2 separate regions of the Homo sapiens genome follow, and region 2 is linked to region 1. Evidence: read pairs that join two places in POLR2A ChIA-PET (ENCODE). Cell type or tissue: Caco-2. All regions are shown on one strand. Each heading gives the region's core, and the rest is flanking DNA. Links, peaks and the distances in the headings are about the cores only.

What was found. Peaks named below come from ENCODE experiments on the same cell type or tissue, not always from the same donor. Only the 100,000 strongest peaks of a DNase experiment are listed, where the experiment ranks them.
Region 2: POLR2A ChIA-PET joins it to region 1 with 10 read pairs; 7 of 35 experiments call an interaction of 5 or more read pairs at or near these places.

What each region holds. Positions count from the first base shown.
Region 1 is chr19:37,927,565-37,938,056 of GRCh38, forward strand. The region is part of intron 1 of SIPA1L3 (signal induced proliferation associated 1 like 3); the gene reads left to right. Among named protein-coding and RNA genes, the nearest start is that of SIPA1L3, 26 kb to the left of the region's middle. RefSeq lists an enhancer at 5,332-5,994. In Caco-2, for the core only: no CTCF peak of the experiment used is centred there; DNase peaks (open chromatin) are centred at 4,527, 4,957, 5,667, 8,827 and 2 weaker places; H3K4me3 peaks cover 2,193 bases.
Region 2 is chr19:38,095,077-38,103,694 of GRCh38, forward strand. It overlaps SIPA1L3 (signal induced proliferation associated 1 like 3), which reads left to right. Exons shown (of 22, transcript NM_015073.3): 5 at 4,886-5,074; 6 at 5,976-6,150. Among named protein-coding and RNA genes, the nearest start is that of SNORD152, 64 kb to the right of the region's middle. In Caco-2, for the core only: a CTCF peak has its summit at 814 (motif pointing right); a DNase peak (open chromatin) is centred at 815.

The DNA of each region.
Region 1 (10,492 bases), core at 1,126-9,125:
TACCCAATGTTTAGCTCCCACTTAGAAGTAAGAACATGGGGTGTGTGTGTATATGCAATGTTTAGCTCCCACTTAGAATAAGAACATGGGGTGTGTGTGTGTGTGTGTGTGTGTGTGTGTGTGTGTGTATGCAATGTTTAGCTCTCACTTGTAAGAACATGGGGTGTGTGTGTGTGTGTGTGTACGTGTACGCAATGTTTAGCATCCCACTTAGAAGTAAGAACATTGGATATTTGGTTTTCTGTTTGTGCATTCATTCACTTAGGATAATGGCCTCCAGCTACATCCATGTTGCTGCAATAGACATGATTTCATTCTTGTTTAATGGCTGTGTAGTATTCCATGGTATATATGTACCACATTATCTTTGTCCAGTCCGCTGTTGATGGGCATCCGGGTTGATTCCCTGGCTTTGTGGGTTGATTCACATGCTATCGTGAAGAGTGCTGCGATGAACGTAGGAGTGCAGGTGTCGTTTGGTAGAATGGTTCCTTTTCCTTTGGGTAGATACCCAGAAATGGGATTGCTGGGTCGAACGGTAATTCTATTTTTAGTTCTTTGAGGAATCTTCAAACTGCTTTCCCCAGTGGCTGAGCTAATTTACATTCCCACCAACAGTGTATCAGCATGGTGACGTGATTTGGATTCAGGCAGTCTGACTCCAGAGCTGTATCTTAACTCTAAAGCTCTGTGTGCTACTGCAGTGGTTTTCAAACCCGAGCAAGACCAGGTGTGGTGGCTCACATCTGTAATCCCAGCACTCTGGGAGGCCGAGGCAGGTGGATCATTTGAGGCCAGGAGTTCGAGGCCAGCCTGGGCAACATGGTAAAACCCCATCTCTACTAAAAATGCAAAAATTAGCCGGGTGTGGTGGCACATACCTGTGGTCCCAGCTATTCGAGAGGCTGAGGCAGGAGAATTGCTTGAACCTGGGAGGCTCTGAGAGGTTGCAGTGAGCCAAGATCATGCCACTGCACTCCAGCCTGCGCAACAGAATGAGTGAGACTCCGTCTCAAAAAAAACAAAAAACCCTAGCAAGGATCAGAATCCCCAGAGGGCTAGGTAAAACACAGATTGCTGGGCCCCATCTGATTCTGTAAGTTCCTGATTCTGTAAGTCTAGCTTGAGAATTTGCATTTTGTGGTGACACTGGTGCCCCTGGTCCAGGAAGCACGTTTTGAGAACCATGAGCTACTGTAATAGGAAGCCCAAATGAAATTGGCCTGAAATAACGAGATTTATGATCTCATATAACAAAGAAGCCTGTAGGTAGGCAGCACAGCAGCACAGGAGTTGACTAAGCAGTTCCACAATGCCTGCAGGGACCCCATCCCTCTCCTTCAAGCCACTCTGCCATCCATGGTGTGTCTCCTGTGTCCCTAGGCTCCCTGCATGGCCACAAGATGACTGCCAAGGCTCCAGTTGGCACACACTGACAGTGCCACATCCAGCAGCAGAAAGAGGGCATCTCTCACTTGCTGTGTATCTCTTTAAGAGTGAGGAAACCTTTCATTGATTCCCTGCCTCCCAGATTTCCCTCATATCTCATTGGCCAGCATGGTGATATGTGACCCTGCCCAGAGAAACCAGCCAAGGGCCAATTAGGATTGACCCTCTGGGGCTGGGGCTGGGGCTGGGGCTGGAGCCGGGGCCAGCCTTACCTGAAGTAGGTAGCACAGGGAGGAGAGTGGCTACAGGAATGAAATCAGAGTACCATTTAGGAAAGGACTGGGAAAGGGGGAGGGATATTGGGTAGGCAGACAATTGGTTTTGCTGCAGAAATAAGTGGAACACAGGGAAAGCATAATGCCCATGCATTTTTGTCATCGTGCTTACCAGCTTTGTTTTGTAATTACCTGAATCAGGACTTAGCTTTTTGTTCTCTAATCATGCCCACCTTTGAAACTGTGCACAAAGTCCCAGTACCACAAGAACTCTGAATCTTGTTGGAATACCAAGTATTCTGTCTGGCAATTCAGGGAAACTTGAGTTGGGTGATGAGGCAGCAGTCTGAAGGTTAGAGTGCGAGGTCTTTGAGAGCACTCACTCACTCTGCCCAGAAACACCTGGGTCTCACCCATCTCTCTGCTCCTGACTCCCTCCCCCCTCCTCCTACCCTTCCTTGCAAAGGCTGTTTCCCCCTCTGAGGGCTGTTCTTGGATGAAAGGAGAGGATGCCAGTCAAGTGCTTACCCCCAGGGGCCAGCGCATGGTAAGTACTTAAGAACGTGGCCTCTGCTATTAACATATTAAATGTGACTTTTTATGTATGTATGTCTGTATCTATGTATGTATGTATGTGTTTGTTGTTTTTAGAGACAGTCTTGTTCTGTCACCCAGGCTAGAGTGCAGTGGTGTAATCATGGCTCACTGCAGCCTTGATCTCCTGGGCTCAAGCAATCCTCCCGCCTCAACCTCCCATGTGGCTGGGACCACAGGTGCATGCCACCGTGCCTGGCAAATTTTTTTTTTTTTTTTTTAGTTGGAGTCTCACTCTGTTTCCCAGGCTGGAGTGCAGTGGCGCGATCTCGGCTCACTGCAACCTCTGACTCCCTGGTTCAAGCGATTCTCCTGCCTCAGCCTCCCGAGTAGCTGGGACTACGGGCGCCCGCCACCACACCCGGCTATTTTGTATTTTTAGTAGAGACGGGGTTTCACTGTGTTAGTCTCGATCTCCTGACCTCATGATCCTCCCACCTTGGCCTCCCAAAGTGCTGGGATTACAGGCGTGAGCCACCGTGCCCAGCCCATGCCTGGCTAATTTTTTAATCATTCATAGAGACGAGGTCTCACTTTGTTGCCCAGGCTGGTCTCGAACTCCTGGGGCTCAAGCGATCCTCCCACTTCAGCCTCCCAAAGTGCTGAGATTACAGGTGTGAGCCACCGTGCCCAGCATAAATGTGACTTATAATAAATATTTTATAATCCTGCACCCCCTTACCAAAAAAAATCTATGAAGAGTGACCATCCCTTTTGCAGACTGAAATTTCCTGAGGATACCTGTTGCTACTGCTCGTGGCCACACTGTAAAGCCATTGCCCTTTGAGATTGCAAAGGGCTGAGGAATGCAGTGTGGGCTCTGAGCCAGACTGCTGAGTGCAAGTTCTTGATCCATCTTGGGCTCCCTGTTTTACTTTGGGCAAGCCACTTAGCCTTGCATGTCTTAGTTTCCGTATCTGTAAGGTGGAGCTGGTAATGGTACTGTCCTCCTAGGTTGTTGGGAGGATTCGAATGCATCAAAGCACGTGACATGCTTAGACACCCCTCCCCCCCAACCCCCAACAGCACCCGACCCAAAGCAGCACTCATACAATATGTATCAGCTAATCTTTGAATATTCTGTGCCAGTTCATTCACAGGGGACTATAAGCTCCCTGTGGGCAGGATTTATGTGGTTTTTGTTTACTACTGTGTCCCAGTGCCTGACTCAGAATAGACATTGTTTACATTTGTGTGTGTGGATGAAAAGAAGGATGGTAAGAGCCTTTCTTAATTTCTTTTCCTTCAGCTGCCTGGAATTTAAACTCTGACCTGAGCTGATTACTCGGTATTTTGAAGGAATAAAGTGGACCTGACTGACTCTGAGGGCAGCATGTGATAAGTGCAGCTGATTGTTGAGCATTTTTGTGAGCCACAAGCATAGTGCTCACCATAAAGATCTCACTTGGCCAGGCACAGTGGCTCATGCCTGTAATCCCAGCGCTTTGGGAGGCTGAGGAGGGAGGATCGCTTGAAGCTAGGAGTTTAAGACCAGCCTGGACAACACAGTGAGACCCTTGTCTCTACAAAAATAATAATAAAGCTCTCACTGACTCTTCATCCCATTTCATAGATGAGGAAACTGAGGCCCAGTGGGAGCACCTGCTTCTTCTTACAAGAGGAGATCTAAAGTAGTGGTTAAGGCCGGCCGCGGTGGCTCATGCCTGTAATCCCAGCACTTTGGGAGACCAAGTCAGGTGGACCTCCTGAGGTTGAGAGTTCAAGACCAGCGTGGCTAACATGTTGAAACTCCGTCTTTAATAAAAATAAAAAAAAAAGTAGCTGGGTGTGATGGTGCACGCCTGTAATCCCAGCTACTTGGGAGGCTGAGGCAGGAGAATCCCTTGAATCCAGAAGGCGGAGGTTGCAGTGAGCTGAGATCGCATCACTGCACTCCATCCAGCCTGGGTGACAGAGCAAGACTCTGTCTCAAAATAAAATAAAATAAATAAATAAAGTAGTGGGTAAAAACTGGAACCTTGGAGCTCCTCTGCTTGGGTTAGATCCCCACCCCAGCACTTTCTTCCTGTGTGACCTCCAGCCTATGACTTATTCGTTGAACTTCTCATCTGTAAAATAAGAATGCTGATAGTTCCTCCTTAGAGGGTCGCTGTGAGGGTTAGGAGAGAGAATTCATATGTAGCACTTAGAACAGCGCCTTGTGCAGTGAGCATTCCGGTTGTGGTTGTTATTATTAGCCAGCCAAAGCCGTTCAGTTGTGCTTCCAAAGCTGGCTGGAAGAGTCCAGCGACCGTGTTTAATCATTAAGCTGCATTGCCTCTGTGAGCTAGTGCCTCCTCTGCACGGGCCAAGGAGCCCGCCTTTAGATTGTACGGTTCTGAATGAAGCATCCAGGCGCAAGCTCAGGGCAGGGGACGGTGTGGGCACAAGTCCAGCCCTGGCTCTGTCAGTGAACAGGTGGCCTGTGCCTGAATCCGAGGTAATAGGCGAGCCGCCTTTGTTACCTTTGAGCTTTCTTTCAAGCCCATTCAGACTCCTCAGACCACGTGTCTGATGAGTAAGGAGGCCTTTTCTTTCCCTCCCCCAAAGGGAATGTTGGCAAAACAGCTTTCTTTGGGAACGCGCCTGTTCACGACGACCAGCCATCTCCTGGGGAACTCCGGTGGCTGGCTGGCGTGTTCCTGCGGCTGTTGAATAAGTCGCTGTTAGGAGCTGGCACGGCAGGTTCCCGTTTCCGCATTCCAGGCACCCACAGCGGGCTGGGGGCGGGCACCACTGAGGTCGGCCTGGAGAGCCAAGGCAGGTGGCCTCGCCCTGGGAGGACCAGGGACAGGAGGAGTCCACCTGGGGCTCCCCTGACAGCCACCTGCCCACTTTGTGATCAGAGCCGTGTTCGGGGAGTCTTTCAGGTGAGCGATATTCATTAAATTTGGCAGTGACTTGCAGAGAAAGTTCATCATGTTTCTTCCTCTCCGGAGTTAGACAGTTAGCTTTTTTTGTTTTCTCTTTTTTTCCCCCCTCTTCTCCCTGAAATGTTTACCTGTCTGCTCCTAACTGTGAAGAAAGAGTGGGCCGGGTGTTGACGGACTGAGAAAAATGGAGGACATTTCTCCCAAGAGAAGGAATCGGTGACTCTTTTAGTGAGTTGAGCTCCTGCTGGATGCAGACTTCTGTGCCGGGGCTGGGGGCGATCCCAGCCTGGTGTAGATGAGCTCTGTGGTCTCGCCTGAGTCCGCTTTCCTCTCTGGGCCTCAGTTTCCTCTTCTTGTGAAATGGGAACTAGCAGCAGTGCCCAATGAGTCATCTATGTAAACTGCTTCAAGCCTGGGCACTGAGCGGTGCTCAAGTCCCCCCTCCCCAACCCCAGGCCCCCATTTTCCCTGTGTGACCTCATCTGTGACCTCTCAGCTGCTTGCTTGCTGTACCCCAGCTGCACTGGCCTCCTGCTGTTCCTCCCTCGGAGACTTTGCCCTGGCTGTTCCCTCTGCCTGCAACACTTCCCCTAGAATTCCCCAGCGCCGCCTCCCTCCCTCCTTCCCTCAAGTCTCTGTTCAGATGTCACCTTCTCCATGAGGCCTCTCTCCTTATTAAATTGCACCTTCTCCCTCACCCTCGCCCTTACTCTTTGCTTTATTTTTCTTCATAGCATTTACTTCCACTTGACATATTTTGTCTATGCTCTGCTTCCCAGCTCTAGGCTCCATAGAAGCACAGGCACTTTTGTGTCCATCCTTGTAGAACCGTTCCTGGCACGTGGTAGATGCGGGCTAAATTGTGATATGAATGAATTTATATCAGGTGCAACATGATCCAAGGATGGGTGGCCAGCCCCGTTTGGGGTTTGAGGAGGGTGTCAGCTTTTCCAGGAACCTGTGGCTGTGGGTGAGGCGGCATGTGCAGATGCCTCCCCCTGGTCACCCAGTGGCTCTCTGGCACCTGCCTGCAGCATCCAGCCCTCTGCCTTCCTGTCCTGCAACCCCTGCAGTCTGTGCAGCCCAGGCCTGGTAGTGACTCATCTGGGCAGCCTGGGTGCCTGTGGCATGGAACAGGAAAGCTTGGCCTAGTAAGTGGAGAGGATGTCAGGTTCATTTAGGTGGAGAAGACTGTGTGGAAGATACCACCCATATACACACATCTCATATGTATCTCCAGCCCCTGCTTGCTGTTCCTGCAGGGGGAGGCCAGGGAGTGCCTGGGAAGTAGCAATTAACCAGCCAGGCACAGTTGAGCCATCTCCCCTGCTTTAATGGGTAATAATTCTTGCTCTGGGGCTGAACAAGTTTTAATTAAATGGTGAGCGCGAAGAATCTGACCGTGTAATAGCTGACACGTCCTCATCTATTTTCTAGCTCCCGGTGTCAGCAATTGATTCTGTAAAAATATCCTGGGCAGGGCTTCCCTGAGCTCCATGAGTGAGGTCAGTGGCCTTCTTGGATTTCTCCCAGCATGAGGCACCAGGGGACTGAGGTGCTGATGGACTTCGCGCCGCTGTAGCATACATCATCGCATGTCAGGACCTGCTGCTATTTTAAGAATGTGCAGAGCAGGAGGGAAGCTCTTCTGCAACATTTAACACATATGTCCCTTGAGCTCCCAGTGCGGGAGTTTGGGGTTGAGTTGAGGACTCTCCTATTACACTTATTTCATGTAATGCCTGAGCCCCAACACTGTGGGCACAGTAGTTCTCTGGGCCACAGGTTCCTTATCTGGAAAATGGGGATAATTAATAGATGATTAAACGAGAAGTCAAAGTGAGATCAGGTGACTCAGTGCTGTGTCTAGTGCATAGATAGCAAATTAGATTTAAGAAAGACAATTCTTTTTAAGAATTCTTTTCAAGCCCCTTTTTAATATTTTCGGTCTGTCCTTTTTTGTGCCCACCCCCGACCCTGGTTCCACCCCTGTGTCAGCATCCTCCCGCAATCCTTCACCCATGGTAACAATCAAGGACTGTATGTATCTTTCCACATTTTTCTCCATGGTTATATAATCCTATAGGAGATAATATTACACTTATTTTCTTGCATTTTGCTCTTCTCACATAGCAGTGCCATGTGGAATGCCTCTGAGTCCTTGCATAGTGCTGAGATTTGCTCTTTTTAGTGGCTGCGTAACACACAGTGGTGTGGATGCACCATAATTGATTTGGCCAAGACATCACTGATAGGCATTCCCTTTTCTCCTAGAGTTTTTTTTTCCCACAAATTATTATTTTTATTGATAACCTTCTTTAATTAGATTGCAGATGTCCAACCTGTTTGGCCACCTTGTTAAGTTCTAGGCCTTTGAGAATGAATATGAAGTAACAGTAGTGCAATGATGCCTCTCGTCCAGATAGAAGATGTATTTTTGGAGGGTTCTCACCAAGTCCAGCACTGTGTTGAACCAAAAAGCATTTTTTAAATGCTTTTTTATTATTAGAATAATTAATAGATTCATCACACTTAGCCAGATTAGTTGTGTTTAATGTACTTATTATGAAATAAGAGTGAAAGGACAGTTCATGTTTTTTCATATTAACAATCTTGGTTGGAAATCAGAATGTGCAAGAGATTTTTGTTGGGATTTGTGATTGATTGTGTGTTTCTTTTTCAGGTGGCACTTTAGTTAGGGACTATGCTTGTGTTCAGGAAACTTGTACAGCGTTGTACCCAGATAGAGATTTGTTCTAGTTGTCTATTGCTGCACCACAAGCCACCCCTAAACTTAAGGCCTTAAAATGACAGCAGTTTCTTATTTCTTGTGAACCTGTGGTTGACTGGGGCTCAGCAGGATGGTTCTTCTGCTGGTCTTGCTTGGGGTCTGTTATGTGGCTGCAGTCAGAGGGTGGATGGGGTTGGAACATTCAACATGGCTTTACTGAAATGGCACCTTGGGAATGGCTGGGTCCATGTCTGTCCATAGTCTTGGGACCTCTCCTTTCATGTGGCCTGGCCAGCCTGTAGCTGGACTTATAACACGGCAGCTGAGGGCTTTTGTGAGCCTTCTTAAGGCATAGATTTAGAACTGGCTCCACATCACTTCTACTTCATTCTGTTAGTTAATGTGAGTTGAAGAGTCAGCCCAGATTCAGTATGGGAGGGATATCACAAAACAAGTTCCAGGAGGTGTGGTCCACTGTGGGCACCTTTCTATCCTGGCTACCATGGGGTTCATTTTCTCATGTAAGAAGTGCAGAGCTCAGCAGGCTAAGGTGACGCTCACCTTACCCTCTCTCTGCTGCTCCAGGTCACCATCCTTAGCCTCATATTCATAAAATGGTTGCTCTACCTCCAGCCTGATATCCTTGTGATGGGCAGGCAGAACCAGGGCTCTAAGGAAAGGAGACAGCACCTGTATCAAGAAGCCAAAGCCTTCCCTGAAATCTTTAGCAGACGTCTGCTTGTGACTATTTGGCTAGAACTTTGTGACATGGCCACTCCTTGCTGCAAGGACATCTACAGTTTTTCAGTTGGGCCCATTGCCACCCTGAGCAAAGGGTCAATAAGGAAGAAGACGGAGAGTGGACATGTTGGGCATTCACCTGCCAGCACTCCATCCAGACAGCCACAGAAGTGGTGGGTAAACAGAGACAGCATACATTCACTTATCAACTGTTTAGTAAATTCCTGGCATGGGCAGGGCACTGGGCTTCTCCCAAAGACTGTAAGAGTGTGCAGGATTATTTGCAGACATTGACCAGATCATTGCTGAGCTCACCTCTCTCATATCAGTGTTCGAAGTTAGTCTAATGATAAGAATAGTAGCCAGTCTCATTAAGGGCTTACCTTGTGTAGAGGAACTGTTACGAATACTTTTCATAAGCCAACTCAGTGAATCTTCACAGTGGCCCTATGAAATGGGCATTGTTATCACCCCCTCTTCTCAGAGGCAGAAACAGAGGCACAGAGAGGTTCAGTAACTTGCCATATTTCCTCTGACAAGGGCATGGTGGAGTTGAGATGCAGTCTCTCCTGGTCTGGCTCTGGAGGCATGTACTGAACCATTTGGCTATACTGCTTTGGTTAATTACAGGAAACATTTCTTGTTGAAATGAATATGTAATTGACAGCAGAATAAAACATGAAACAAAAACCACTTACTACTCCATCCCCTCCACTCCTGCTTCCTGCCTCATTGGTCTCATCTGTCAGTAACCTAGTATATATTCTTCCTCACCTCTTTCTAAATGCATTAATTTTTAAAATCTTTTGAGAGTCTGGGTCTCACTGTGACACTTAGGCTGGAATAGAATGGTTGGCTAATTTTTTTCATTTGTTTGTAGAGATGGGATCTTGCTATGTTGCCCAGGCTGGTTTCAGACTCCTGGGCTCAAGTGATCCTCCTGCCTTGGCTTCCCAAAGCATTGGCATTACAGGCGTGAGCCACCATACCTGGCCTGTATTAACTTTTTAAAGATGGCCTTTGGACACACAGAATTGGATTAATCATAATGCGTGGTGCATGATACACTGGCATTTTTGGTCCATGAAAAAAATATTCATCTATCATAATGAACAGCCGTTAGCCCACTGTTTGCCCAAGAACTTGAATATTACCAGTAACTTACATGTACCTATGTGGTACTTCCCATTCACTTTCCTGCCTGCTCTCTCAGAAGTGACCACCATCTTGAATTTTGTGTTTATTATTCTTTGCTTTAAAAGAATGATTTTTGAACTTTATCAAAATATGGCTGAGTGTGGTGGCTCATGTGTGTAATCCCAGCACTTTGGGAGGCTGAGGCAGCAGGATTTCTTGAGCCCAGGAGTTTGAGACCAGCCTGGGCAACATGGCAAGACCTCATCTCTACAAAAAAATTTTTAAAAATTAGCCAGGTGTGGTGGCATGCACTTGTGGTCCCAGCTACTTAGGAGGCTTAGGAGGAAGGATTGCTTGAGCTCAGGAGGTTGAGGCTGCAGTGAGCCTGGTTCGTGCCACTGCACTGTAGCCAGGGCGACAGAGTGAAACCCTGTCTCAAAAAAAAAAAAAAAAAAAAAAAGACCAGGCACGGTGGCTCACACCTGTAATCCCAGCACTTTGGGAGGCTGAGGTGGGCAGATCATGAGCTTAAGAGATTGAGACCATCCTGGCCTACATGGTGAAACCCCATCTCTACTAAAAATACAAAAAAATTAGCTGGGTGTGGTGGTGCGCACCTGTAGTCCCAGCTACTGAGGAGGCTGAGGCAGGAGAATTGCTTGAACCCAGGAGGCGGAGGTTGCAGTGAGCTGAGATGGTGCCACTGCACTCCAGCCTGGGCGACAGAGCAAGACTCCACCTCAAAAAAAGAA
Region 2 (8,618 bases), core at 427-8,426, 170 kb after region 1:
AAAAACAAAATAAATAAAAAAGAAATAATATTTTTAAAACTATTAACTATGCATGTGGCTTTGTACATAAACATTTAACACACATCTACAGATAATAATGGTTAACACACATTGAGCTCTCACTCTGTACCCAAGATACAGCACTAAGCATTATGCACGGATCTTTTTGAATCCTTTCATTGCCTTGAGGCAGGCATTTTTATCCCCATTTTATCAATGAGGAAATAGGGAAATTAAGCGACTTGCCCAGAGTCACACAGCTAGGGAGGAGCTAGAGCTAGAATTCAAACCCAGGCAGACCACCTCCTAAGTAACCTCCTAGGAAATGTTCTTGAAGGGTACACCTGCCGCCCAGCACAGAGTCAAGCGGGGAGTACGTCTGAGTCAGGAGTGAGTGGGGATAACCTGTACCAGCTGGAACCTCCTTGTTTGCATGGTACTGTGTGCCTTTCACAGCTCACTTGATTTGTTGCCCTCGACTAGCTGATGCCAGATGTTTTCAGGCTCTGAGCAGAGGAAGGCTGTGATCTGACTCAGGCAGCTGTAGAAAGAATGGACTGGGGACAGGGCAGGGGCAGGGAGACCTGGAGGAGGCTGCTGTCCAGGTGGGAGGTGATGGTGGGGGTGACCAGGTGGAGAGTGAGGTGGCCACTCATGACCTGCCAGTGTCCCACTTACTGTCGCCAGTGCTGAAGGAGTTTTTCAAGTAGTGCGCGCCGATGAGGTGGTCAGAGCCAAAATGTGACTGTAAGTCACCCGTCTCCAGGGAGGAAGAAGGAAGATTTCTGGTCCGTGCTGTCCCTCGTTCCCAGCAGAGGGCACTGTGGGACAGTGTCAGTAGGATATAAAGACACTGATCCTGTTGGTCTTAACTGAAACCCACAACCCCAGGGCCACCCAGATTGACAGGGCAAAGCCCCCAACATCATTGCTTTTCATGATTGGTTTTGACACTACCGTGCTTGTGATAAGAGAGATTTGTTTGTTTGTTAATTACCGGGGCCAGAAGTGGGATCATTCTATTCCTTCCACACATGCCTCTCGCCCAGGTGCTCTTTGGTGAGGGTGGGTTGTGTGCTTAGAGGCGAAGTCATGACATGTTATTTTTGCCACCTCCTGTGTTTGTCGACTTAGGCAAGCATGTTTTTGCAGTTAATACTTATCCTCCTTAGTCTTTTTGTTGTTGTTGTTGAGATGGAGTCTCACTCTGTCGCCTAGGCTGGAGTGCAGTGGCACAATCTTGGCTCACTGCAACCTCCGCCTCCTGGGTTCAAGTGATTCTCCTGCCTCAGCCTCCTGAGTAACTGGGATTAGAGGCATGAGCCATCATGCCTGGCTAATTTTTCTATTTTAGTAGAGACAGGGTTTCACCACGTTGGCCAGGCTGGTCTCGAACTCCTGACCTAAAGTGATCCGCCCACCTCGACCTCTCAAAGTGCTGGGATTAGAGGTGTGAGCCACCGCACCTGGCCTCCTCCTTAGTCTTTAAACCACAGCCCCAAGTGTACTTTGGGTGCTTGTAACAAGCCCCCTGGAGAGGGATTTTTCTTTGTGCGTTCTTGGTGTGGTGCTGGTCCAGTGCATGGCATAACCTGGTGGCCAGCAGCATGCTGTGGCTACAAGCATGAGCTGGTATTAGTGAGGATGTGGAGCAGCAGGGGCTCTCAGACAGGGCTGGTGGGGTGTAAATTGGTACAACCACTTGGAAAACTGTTTGGCAGTTCAGTAAAATTGAAGATTAGCATGCCTGGTGATTTAGCAATTTCTATCCTAGGCATAAACCCAAAAGAAAAGGTGTTCGTGTGCACTGAGGTGCTTCTGTGAGGGTTCATAACAGCACTATTCACAGTTGGCAAATACTGGAAGCAGTTCTGGTGCTCATCAACAGTGAAAAGGAGTAAAACGTCAGCCTCTCGCAACAGCATAGCTGCAGCTCATATATGTAGCATTCAGAGAAAGAAGCTAGATAACAAAAGAATACAAACTGCCTGGCTGGGCGCAGTGGCTCACACCTGTAATCCTGGCACTTCAGGAGGCCGAGGCAGGAGGATCACTTGAGCCTAGGAGTTGCAGACCAGCCTGGGCAACATAGTGGGACTCTGTCTCTACAAAAAATATACAAAATTAGCCAGGCATGGTGGCACATGCCTATAGTCCCAGCTGCTCAGGAGGCTGAGGCAGGGGATCTCTTGCGCCCAGGAGGTCGAGGCTGCAGTGAACCATGATTGTGCCACTCCATTCCAGCCTGGGCAACAGAGTTAGACCCTGTCTTCAAAAGAAAAAAAGAATAAAAAAATACAAACTGCCTGAAGTTCAAAAATAGACAGATATAAATGATGGTGTTGAAAGTCAGGATAGAGTTAATTTTGAGGAAAAAGGGGTACAAATGGGCTGTGGGTGCTGGAAATACATTTCTTGATTTGGATAGTGATTACCCAGGTATTTGCTTTCTGATACTTTCTTTGGCCTCACATCTATGTGTTATGTACTTTTTTTTTAGACGGAGTTTCACTCTTGTTGCCCAGGCTGGAGTGCAATGGCACGATCTCAGCTCATTGCAACCTCCTCCTCCTGGGTTCAAGCGATTCTTCTGCCTCAGCCTCCCAAGTAGCTGGGATTACAGGCATGCGCCACCACGCCCGGCTAATTTTTGTATTTTTAGTAGAGACAGGGTTTCACCCATGTTGGTCAAGCTGGTCTCAAACTCCTGACCTCAGGTGATCTGCCCACCTCGGCCTCTCAAAGTGCTGGGATTACAGGTGTGAGCCACTGTGTCTGGCCTGTATACTTTATATATTTGGATATACCTCACCATACACATACCAAATATATATATCTCAAAACAAACCACGAGCTTCGGAGAAGTCAGGACTGGGTTGGAATCTTGGTTGCCATTTTGTCAGCTGTGGTGACCTTGGATAAGGCACGTAACCTCTTGGAACTTCAATTTGCTTCTCTGTAAATCAGAGATAAAACCTCCCTTGAATAGACCTATACATACAGTTATTACTATAGTACCTGGAGCACAGTGCAGTGAACTGCACCTTCATAAATGTGACTTGTTATTAAGGTATATAAGTTAGACATTTATTTGGCTGCAAAGCGATAGAAAACCTGACTACCAGTAGCTAAAACAAAGGGAGGTTACTTTAATCATCTAATAAGTCTGGACGTAGGCAGCTGCAAGGATTAACTTCTGTGACTTTTTGTTGTCTCTTTCCTCATGATTGCAATCTGGCTGCCACAGCTCCAAACATTTCATTCTCATACCACTGCCCATCACACAAAGAAGTGGGCAGGTGGAAAGGGGCTTTCATTTTTTTTTTTTTTTTTTTTTTGAGACAGTCTCGCTCTGTCACCCGGGCTGGAGTGCAATGGCACAATCTTGGCTCACTGCAACCTCCGCCTCCCAGGTTCAAGCAATTCTCCTGCCACAGCCTCCTGAGTAGCTGAGATTACAGGCATGCACCACCAGGCCCAGCTAATTTTTGTATTTTTAATGGAGACAGGGTTTTGCCATGTTGGCCAGGCTGGTCTCAAACTCCTGACCTCAAGTGGTCCGCCCGCCTCGGCCTCCCAAAGGGGGCTTTCCTTTTATTAGAGGGAAATCTGCCCCAGAAGTCCTCACCAAGCACAATTCTCCTCATATCTCATTGCCTGGAATTGATCACATGGTTGCCTATAGGAAAAACTTGGGAAGCAACATCTGGGGAATGGGAATGAGATGGCTGTGATTGGCTTTGACTAAAGGTTTTCATCCCTGACTGCACATCAGAAGCACCTGAGAAGGATTAAAAATATGCCATGTATGCAAACATGCATGTCTGGCCCCATCCCAGACCAACCAAATTAGAATCACTGGTGGTGTCTTGTCTTGTCTTGTCCTTTTCTTTTCTTTTCCCTTCTCTTCTCTTCTCTCTTTCCTACCCTCCCTCCTTTCTTTTCTTCTCTTCTCTTCTTCTTTTCTTTTCTTTTCTCAGACTGAGTGTTGCTCTGTTGCCCAGACTGGAGTGCAGTGGCGCGATCTTGGCTCACTGCAACCTCCGCCTCCTGGGTTCAAGTGATTCTTCTGCCTCAGCCTCCCAAGTAGCTGGGATTACAGGTGCATGCCACCATGCCTGGCTAATTTTTATATTTTTAGTAGAGATGGGGTTTCACCATGTTGGCCAGGGTGGTCTTGAACTCCTGACCTCAAGTGATCCGCCCACCTTGGCCTCCCCAAAGTGCTGGGGTTACAGGTGTGAGCCACCCACGCCTGGCCTTTTTTTTTTTTTTTAAATGAAACTGGTCTGAAACCAGTGCCACAGTTCAAGATCCAAGATGATGCCAGTATTCAAGGCAGGTGGGTGTTTTACTTGAGCATTTACAGTAATGTGTACATAATACAGTGTTACTGTAATAATGACAAGAGCCCACCTCCTGGTAGGACCTGTTTTCTTCATTATACTCCCTACTGCCTTACATAATTCATCTCCCCCATTCCAGTGTCAGCTCCACAAGGACAAGGGTCTTTGTTCATTGCACCTAGAGTAGGACTCAGTGCCTCACAGGAGGCACTCAGCCAGTATATGTTGAACAAATGAAGGTAGTTTACATTATTGTCTCATTTAATCCTCCCAACACCCCTTCAAGGTTACGATACCATCCTGTACCCATTTCACAAAAGAGCAAGCTGAGGCTCAGAGATATGAAGTCACTTGGTCAAGACCGCACAGCCAGGAGGCAGCAGGTTCAAGTTCTGGCTCAGACTTAGGGCTTTCTGACCTTAGAGCACAAACTTCCAATCATCACACATGTCTCTTTCAAAACAAGATACCTCTGCTATGCTCTTATCCCTTTTTAGGTCTCGAGAGCCCCCTAACCTTCCCTTCTCTCCCTTGAGTAGCTCATCACCCTGCGGGGCTCCATCCTGGAAGATGCTACGCCCACAGCCACCAAGCATGGGACCGGGCGGGGCCTGCCCTTGAAGGATGCCCTGGAGTATGTCATCCCCGAGCTCAACATCCACTGCCTGCGGCTGGCCCTCAACACCCCCAAGGTGACGGAGCAACTGCTGAAGCTCGATGAGCAAGGGGTGAGTCAGGGGCTGGAGGTGGGGGTGCTGCTGGGGCAGTACCTTGCAACCCCACTCCTGGTAGCTTTTTCTATCTTGGTCACTTTCTTTTTTCTTTGCAAGTAACAGAAACCTACTTAAGCTGGTTTCAGCAAAAGGAGGGATTCAAATCAAATTCTAGTGGTGCCAAGAGCAAGAATGTAACTGGGTCTCCTAAAGGAGGGAGATTGTCTGGGGGTGAGATAGCTGCTAGGTCCCCATGTGTGCATGCATATATGTGTCTATAGTGGGGGGTTAGTGTGTCTTTCCTCCCCGCTCCACATGCTGGCTCCCTCTGCTTCTCTTGCCTCTCCCACAGCTCCCAGTCTGTTAGAATTACAGCCACATGCAGACCCCAGCAGGCTGACCCTGGTCACAGGAGAGCCATCGATTGGGCTATGGCGTAGGTCAGGTGGCTGTCCATGGCCCAGTCACCAGTGACCAGGGGGATCCGGGATACCTAAAGCAAACATAGTTATTGGGAGCCCACTCCCTAAAAAAGGTATTGACTATAAGCCTTGAGCCCTCCAGATTTTGCTTTTGCAGAATCTCAGCCCATCCCAGTCCACCTACTGTGGGATGCCGGCCAAGGCAACAGTCTCTTTCATGCAAGTGTGGCATCACCAGCCGTCCTCCACCCGCCATAGCGAGAAGAGGCGGCCTGGATACCTCGTTGTGCTTCTCTGGAGTGGAAGGGAGGGGGAGGGACAACTGGGACATGCTGCCATGCCCCAACACTGTTTTCCCCTGTCTGGCTATGGCTCTGGGTTCCCGAGTGGTCCCAGCAGCTCCCAGGGCCTCAGGCCTCAGACATACCCCTTGCTCCCTTCCCTCTGCCATCTCTGCCTGGCCTGCCTCCACAAAGCCACTCTTGCCTCTGCAGCTCTGCCGGAAGCACAAGGTGGGCATCCTCTATTGCAAGGCCGGCCAGAGCTCCGAGGAGGAGATGTACAACAATGAGGAGGCCGGCCCCGCCTTTGAGGAGTTCCTCTCCCTCATCGGCGAGAAGGTCTGCCTGAAGGGCTTCACCAAGTACGCTGCCCAGCTGGACGTCAAGAGTAAGTAGGGGGCCGGTTAGATCACAGTGAGCCACCACTGCACTCCTACTCAACAGGCAAAGCTTAAAAGGCCTGGGGATGCCACGGTGGGGACGTGGAGCAGTGGGAGCTCTCAGACTTCACTTGTAGGAGCACAAATAAGTGCAGCCACTTTATTTTTTCGTGTTGTTGTACTTGTTGTTGTTGTTGTTGTTGTTTTTGAGACAGAGTCTCACTCTGTGGCCCAGGCTGGAGTGCAGTGGCATGATCCCATCTCACTGCAACCTCTACCTCCCAGGTTCAAGCAAGATTCTCCTGCCTCAGCCTCCCAACTAGCTGTGACTACAGGTGTGCACCACCACACTTGGCTAATTTTTGTATTTTTAGTAGAGACAGGCTTTCACCGTGTTGGCCAGACTGGTCTCGAACTCCTGACCTCAAGTGATCCACCCACCTCAGCCTCTCAAAGTGTTGGGATTACAGGCATGAGCCACCACGCCTGGCCATGTGCAGCCACTTTGGAAAACAGTACAGCACATTCAAGTCCAGTTTGAAGAGACGCTGCTCTGTGACTCAGCTCCTGCACTCCTAGGTATGCACTCTGTCTAATGTGCACGTGCATGGCAGGAGAGGACTGAATATCCCTAACCACCGGCACCTCGGTGCACCCAGTGCACACTGGCAGAGTTGCGCCGTGTTCACCCAGAGGAGATGAACTGGCACCACAGGCATCAGCGTGGAAGAGAGCCACATGCTTCGTGCTGCGCAAAGACAGCAAGCCTCAGAAGAGTGGGACCTGAATGATGTCTTTTACATAACAATTTTTTTCTTTTCTTTTCTTTTCTTTTTTTTTTTTTTTTTGAAACAGTCTGCCTCTATTGCCTAGGCTGGAGTGCAGTGGCGCAATCTCAGCTCACTGCAACCTCCGCCTCCTAGGTTCAAGGAGTTCTCCTGCCTCAGCGTCCCAAGTAACTGGGATTACAGGCATGAGCCATCACTCCCTGCTAGTTTTTGTATTTTTAGTAGAGATGGGGATTTACTATATTGGCCAGGTTGGTCTTGAACTGCTGACCTCGTGATCTGCCCACCTCGGCCTCCCAAAGTGCTGAGATTACAGGCGTGAGCCACCACACCTGGCCAATTATTATTTTTTATAGAGACAAGGTCTTGCTATGTTACCCAGACTGGTCTCAAACACAAGGCCTCCAGGGATCCTTGGCCTCCCAAAGTGCTGGAACTACACACATGAGCCACTACACCTGGCAAAAAGGTCCAGCAGGATGACTCACACCTGTAATCCCAACATTTTGGGAGGCCAAGGAAGGAGGATTGCTTTAGGCCAGGTGTTCAAGACCAGCTTGGGCAAAAAAGCAAGACCCTGTCTCTGAAAAAAAAAAAAAAAAAAAAGCAAAAACAAAAACCCAGCAATATATTGTTGGTGGATATGCTCTTACACAGTGGAACTCTAAAGAAAAACAGAGCCAAGCGTGGTGGCTCATGCCTGTGATCCCAGCACTTTGGGAGGCTGAGGCGGGTGGATTGCTTGAGCCTGGGAGTTTGAGACTGCAGTGAGCTATGATCATGCCACTACACTCCAGCCCGGATGACAAAGCAAGGCCCCATCTCAAGAATAAATAGGCCGGGCATGGTGGCTCATGCCTGTAATCCCAGCACTTTGTGAGGCCGAGGCGGGTGGATCACCTGAGGTCAGGAGTTCGAGACCAGCCTGGCCAAAATGGTGAAACCCCATCTCTACTAAAAATACAAAAAAATTAGCTGGGCGTGGTGGTTCACGCCTATAATCCCAGCTACTTGGGAGGCTGAGGCGAATCGCTTGAACCCGGGAGGCAGAGGTTGCAGTGAGCCAAGACCGCACCATTGCACTCCAGCCTGGGCAACAGAGCAAGACTCCGTCTCAATCAATCAGTAGAAAAAAAAAAAAAACAAGGGAATACTGGAGACAATATGCAGGATAGTGGTTGGCTGTCTGGGGAGAGGTGGGTGTGTCTAGGAAACGGTGCTCACGTTAGAGTGTGGGTAGTGGTCTTTTTCTTAAGGTGGTATCACATAGGACGTATTTGTTGCAGCAGTCTCTGTGCTTATCATGTGTATGTGTACATAAATATATATGATATATGGGGCTGGGCGCAATGGCCCACGCCTGTAATCTCAACACTTTGGGAGGCTGAGGCAGGTGGATCACCTGAGGGCAGGAGTTCGAGACCAGCCTGGCCAACGTAGTGAAACCCCGTCTCTACTAAAAATACAAAAATGTAACCAGGTGTGGTGGCACATGCCTGTAATCTCAGCTACTTGGGAAGCTGAGGCAGGAGAATTGCTTGAGCCTGGGAGGCAGAGGTTGCAGTGAGCTGAGATCACACCACTGTACTCGAGCCTGGGCAACAAGAGCAAAACTTCATCTCAAAAAAAAAAAAGGGGCCGGGCGCGGTGGTTCACGCCTGTAATCTTAGCACTTGGGAGGCCAAGGT